Linked DNA regions of Homo sapiens: region 2 is linked to region 1. Evidence: read pairs that join two places in POLR2A ChIA-PET (ENCODE). Cell type or tissue: MCF 10A. All regions are shown on one strand. Each heading gives the region's core, and the rest is flanking DNA. Links, peaks and the distances in the headings are about the cores only. Region 1 has its middle 4.7 kb from the start of AFTPH-DT. Region 2 has its middle 7.7 kb from the start of LINC00309.

What was found. Peaks named below come from ENCODE experiments on the same cell type or tissue, not always from the same donor. Only the 100,000 strongest peaks of a DNase experiment are listed, where the experiment ranks them.
Region 2: POLR2A ChIA-PET joins it to region 1 with 5 read pairs; 2 of 35 experiments call an interaction of 5 or more read pairs at or near these places.

What each region holds. Positions count from the first base shown.
Region 1 is chr2:64,517,950-64,520,871 of GRCh38, reverse strand. No RefSeq gene overlaps it. Among named protein-coding and RNA genes, the nearest start is that of AFTPH-DT, 4.7 kb to the left of the region's middle. In MCF 10A, for the core only: no CTCF peak of the experiment used is centred there; no DNase peak of the experiment used is centred there.
Region 2 is chr2:64,211,691-64,214,612 of GRCh38, reverse strand. No RefSeq gene overlaps it. Among named protein-coding and RNA genes, the nearest start is that of LINC00309, 7.7 kb to the right of the region's middle. In MCF 10A, for the core only: no CTCF peak of the experiment used is centred there; DNase peaks (open chromatin) are centred at 1,522 and 2,122.

The sequences.
Region 1 (2,922 bases), core at 323-2,822:
AATAATAATAATAATAATGAGCGACTTTCCCAAAGTGTGATGAGCAACAGAGATTTTGTTTCTTAATCATTCCCACTGATCTTTCTTGGATTTGCTTATCAAATTTATTGCATAAATAATAAAAATTACAATTTGGTGTTATAGTACTTCCTGGAGTACTGGATATCTAGAACTTTATGGACATATTCAATGTATCAGGGAAAATATTGAATATTTCAATATTTAATATGTCTTAACCTGTTAAGACAGTATTAATTTTATCCATAAAATTGGAGAGGTAGGGAAGAAACTGCTGTTTGACTACATTATTTCTAAAGGTGCTGAAACTTTTTCAGCAAATTTTTTAAAGGCTCAAATTCTGTATATAAAGTTCTAACAAATTTTATAGAACTTTCCAACGAAAAACTTTTGAAGGATGGGCTTCTGGTAGTGGTAATTGACCTGAATACGTAACATTTAAATCAAAGACCTCAAACTAATTTCCTAGATTTATCTAGACATATTCTTTTGCTACATGAGGACCAGCGTTCCACCCCCTTTGGAGGATTTGACAACAAGGTGCCATCTTGGAAGCAGAGAACAGCACGCACCAAACAACCAAATCTCTTGGCACCTTGATCTTGCACTTCACAGCCCCAAGGACTGAACCTGTACCCACTCATGGGCTTACCACATATGGAGCAATATAGATGGAGTGTTCTCCTGAAGGGAGCTGCAGCCCAACCTTCTTCTTTATTCTAGTCTTCAAGCCTCTCTTTTGGCTCTGAGCAAAGCTTTGAAGGGCTCATTATGTGCTATAATGGTTCCACTATCAACCTGCTATGTTGTGAAATTCAGCCTGATCACCTGGAGAAAACATGACCTTTCTGAGCAACTTGTCTCTCAGGAGAAAAGTCTCCTTTATTTTGAAGGAGATTGGCCTCAGGGCACTGTGGAAGTGATAACTCTATTTCTACTTTTGTCCCTTATTTCAAGGTGAAGAGAAGTGGAAACCTTGCAGTGAGTCATGACAAAAATATATAAAGTAAAACATTAAAATTAATTTCACCTGTTTCTTTTTACTTTTTAAAACTAGCTACTAGAAAATTTTAAATCACAATGTGGCTCACATTATATTTCTATTGTACAATGCTGAACCTTTGTTTAAAACCTACATCTGTCTTTAAATTTGTGTAGTCATAGGATCCAGGGAAATACAATAGAAATAGTTTTCATGCAATTTTAACAGTTGCATGAAGGCAGAGACTTCTGTCTGCTTTATTCATTTCTATATTCCCAACTTCAAGAAAGTGGCCTGGTACATGGTTGATGGCGATACATATTTATTCAGTAAATGACATTCCATTGAATGAGTGGCGTGGGTAGTTCTAGAAAAAAAAATTTAATGTATTTCTGTTTTTTTTGTTTGTTTGTTTGTTTGTTTGTTTGTTTTTTGAGATGGAGTCTCTCTCTTGTTGCCCAGGCTGGAGTGCAGTGGCGCAATCTTGGCTGACTGCAACCTCCACTTCCTGGGTTCAAGCGATTCTCCTGCCTCAGCGTCCCTAGTAGCTGGAATTACGGGTGTGCGCCACCTTGGCCAGCTAATTTTTGTATTTTTAGTACAGACGAGGTTTCACCATGTTGGCCGGTCTGGTCTTGAACTCTGGACCTCAGGTGATCCGCTTGCCTTGGCCTCCCAAAGTGCTGGGATTACAAGCATGAGCCACCACGCCCAGCTGAAAAATTTAATGTATTTTTAATAGCTTTCTTGAGGCTTTGCTATTTATCATGTCTTTCAATTGTTTTATAGTTATACAGGTGTAATATCAATTTATGATCCTATCCTTGATTATTATTTTTGTAATTTTTCTTTTTAAATTAATTAACAATTTACTGAACACCTTTATGCACTCAGCTTCCTCTATTTCTGTGCTGAGGGACTGTAAAGAAACAGGCTTTGGTTCCTGCCCAGAAACAGGAGTTAACAGTCTAGTTGGGGAGACAAGACTGATATACCTGAAACAATTGTCACCTTGAAACTTCTGATTCTATCAAATGGAGAATAATTAAGTGCTGAAGCTGCATAGGATTGACAATAAAAGTAACAAGTTCAAAGAAGAGGAAGATCTGCTGGAATAGTTTGAGAAATGCTTCATTTCAGATATGTGTTTGCCCCAGTGTATCCAATTGTTCTGCTGAGGAGTACTTCTCCAGCTCCTTGAGGCCCCATGCATTAGGCCCTCCCCTTCCCAAAAACCAGCCCTTCCTCTCTGCGGGGGTCCCAGAGGGAGCTTCTCTCAACCCTATAGCTGTTCCAGTAAAGTATGGTTTGTCCAGGCACTGTTCTCATGCTGCAAGTCTTGAATGATCTCAGATGTCTTTGGAGGCTAGGATCTTGTATATAAAGAATTTAGGGATAATCCTCTCATTGTTATTTCTCAGGAGCCCACCACTTTCACTTCAAAGTCTTTAACATGTTCCATGTACCCCTAGCTCCAAAGCTACTCTCCTGGCTATCTCTTCTTCGAGTCTTCATTCAAGTGGCCCCATGAAGAGCACCAGTGGAACTTCCCATTGCCCTTTGGGAACTCCAACCAGATCAATGCCGTGAACCCAGAAGCTGCTCCTGGCCCTGAGATGATGCTCCTTCAAGACTGTCCCAAGCCTGGGCAACACAGGGAGACCCCATCTCTACAAATAATAAAAAAAATTAGCCGGGTGTATTGGCGCACACCTGTGGTCCCAGCTACTTGGGAGGCTGAAGTAAGAGGATCACTTGGGCCTGGGAGGTTGAGGCTGCAGTGAGAAGTGACTGAGCCACTGCACTCTAGCCTGGGGGACACAGTGAGACCCTGTCTCAAAAAAAGACAGTCCCCCACACTTCTCTATTGCAGCCAGGCCTGGGATGCTGACATTGTGCTGTCAGAAAGAGGCAGCTTGGTA
Region 2 (2,922 bases), core at 283-2,782, 310 kb after region 1:
GATTTAGAAAAAATAATAAAGCTCCAGTCTCATGCCTGTGAATGAATGGGGAGTAGAGAAAGGGATTTTTTTTAGTACCTGAAAAGTTCCAGCAAAACTAAGCTTCATTGCTGAGGGTGTGTCAGCTGTTCAGGGCAACACCCTTCCTGCAGTTCGGGAGTACAAGAGCACAGACGTCAAGTATTATTTGGTGACAAGAATAGAACATTATTCTGAGCAAAAAAGTGTTATTCAAATTCTACCAAAGCACACAGATGCTGTGACATGGTAATTATTCTAAGAGTGATTAATTTAGAAATTACCTAACCTTTTTGGTTTCTATTTTCGATGACATTTGTAATCTAAATGAGCAACAAACCTGTGCCTCTCCAGCTTTTACATCAAACTCCAAACCTGATTTCCACTTTTATTTTAGGATCAGCAACTCATTTATTAGCGTCAGTCTGTATCTCAGAGATATAAGGCCATTCTAGGGCCAGGTGATCTGCAGACAAGGAATGGAGAAGTAAGAGAAATTACTGCTATCGTTTTCGAGCAAAGCAGGAGAGTAACACATCACCATTTGACTGTCCCCTTCCTCTCCCGTGCTGCCCCTAGAGATCTGAGCAGAAGAGGAGGTCATAGAATGGCTGATCTTTGCTGAGGGTTGGGACTTTGGCCTCTTCTTGTGAATCAACAAAATAATCAATCCAGCATTGGTTGTACTTAATTAAGTTTTAGATCCTCAGCAGATCTGCTTATTAATCCATTCTTTTGCAATAATTTTTCTAGCATCTGCCTCTACTGGGCTCTGTGTTAAACTACGGGTATACACAGAATCATCAGAAAGGGGCCCCATTCTCAAAGAACTTACCATCCAGTGATACTGGTATTAGTTTCAGTTATAGGAATAAGCAGCATGCATTTAGGAAATGACTGACAGGAAATATGTACAAATGATCATAATGGTTAGATGAAATTATGGGTAATTTTTAAAACTTCCCCAAATTCCTACAATGTTATCATATTCCTATAATTATATTCATCTAATGGTTTGAATTTAAAAATACAACAGTAATCTCAAGCCCTAGTATTGAAATTGAGTGATGAATTTTTATTTCTTCAAATAAAACTACTTTAAGTAATATAACCTCCATTATAAATTGTAAAAGTTACTTTTTATAAACAGACGTCAACTATTTAATCATAACACAGATTCTATCTATCATAGCATAACACAGTTATTACAGCAAATCCACTTAAGTCTTCCTGGGACAAGGGAAAAGGGCATAGGTGAAAACCACAGAATAAAATATCTTGGACTATTTTAGGCCTTCCAATGAGGGCAGTGAGATGAATGGCCCTTTTTAACCTCTATACAAACCATGTTGTCATTTACCATGCACCTATGATGTAGTGGCTAGGCTTACCAGAAAACACTCTTAAGCAGCCTCAGAAATGTTGAGTCATTCGTACATGTAATCTACCTCATAATACTGAGAAAAGTACTTGAAATGTCTCAAAAAGAGAAGCATTAGTACAAACTTGTAACAGCTACAGTGGTCATCAGACCCGGACCAACTGTAGTCAATGGTTTTACCCACAAGCCAACTTGTGAGTCAGAATCCCACTTGTTTTCAGCTGAAAACACAGGTGATAGGAATTCAAGCCCTCTACCCAGTGCTATGAACACTGTGAGTACTCTCCAGATGGGAGCTATGGGTATTGTCCTTCAAAGATACAGAATAAATGTTGAGGTGTCGTTTTGACCATGAAACCTGATCAGTTCTATGCTTTAGCTACATGCCTTTCTGATGCCTTCAGAGTACAAATACCCAGATGGTTTGAGTATTTAAAAGGAGGCTTATCAAAAAAAAAAAAAAAAAAAAAAAGAAGGGTTGAAAAGAAAAGGCACTTATTGAGTTCTTCAAAAACAACAGTTGAAGTGAATAAACTGTCATGGGTGCTTTTAATATGTAAATTTGCAAAGTCATATGCTTATTTCTGTTATCAGGAAGTAAGTGAAAAAATTCCTTTTAAATTCACTGAATCAACACAGATATGATGTGTTTTGTTTTGTTTTTTTTTGGGGGGAGTGCGGTTTTTTTGACACAAGTTCTTGCTGTTGCTCAGGCTGGAGTACAGTGACACAATCATAGTTCCCTCTAACCACAAACTCCTGGGCTTAAGCAATCCTACCACCTCAGCCTCTCAAGTAGCTAAGACTACAATGCTATGCCACAAAGCCCAGCTAACTTTTGTATTTTAATTTATTTTATTTTAATTTAATTTTATTTTTTGGTAGAGATGAGGTCTCACTATGTTGCCCAGGCTGGTCTCAAATTCCTGGACTCAAGCAATCTTCCTGTCTCGGGCTCCCAAAGCACAGGGATTATAGGCATGAGCCCGCATGCTGGGCCCACAGATATGATTTTTATAGACTTTTCTCATTTTTGTCGTTCCTGTCTCTGAAGTTCTGAACTTTCATTTATTCAAGCATATTTACTGATTTCCTACCATGTGGCAGACATTGATCTGGTGCTTAGAATACATCAGTGAACAACAACAACAAAAGATCTCTGTCTTTATAGAGGTTACATTCTAGGTAGAAGACATAAAACAAACTATAAACACAATAAGTAAGTAATTTCAGTAGGATATTACATGCGATAAATGCTTTGGGAAAAGGAAATGTTAGACCAGGGTAAGGCATCAGGAGTGCCAGCTGTGGAGAGGGAAGGCAAGTTCAGTTTCAGCTAGGCAGCAGGGGAGGCCTTGCTGAGAAGGTGAGAACTGAGTGAACAGGTGATGAGGATGAGGGGTGGGTCATGTGCTGTGGGGGAAAGTATCCCCGTCTGAGGGAACAGACATAGCTGGGGCATTTGAGGAACAGACATAGCTGGAGTGTTTGAGGAACAGTCAGGAGACCAGTGTGGCTGGCAT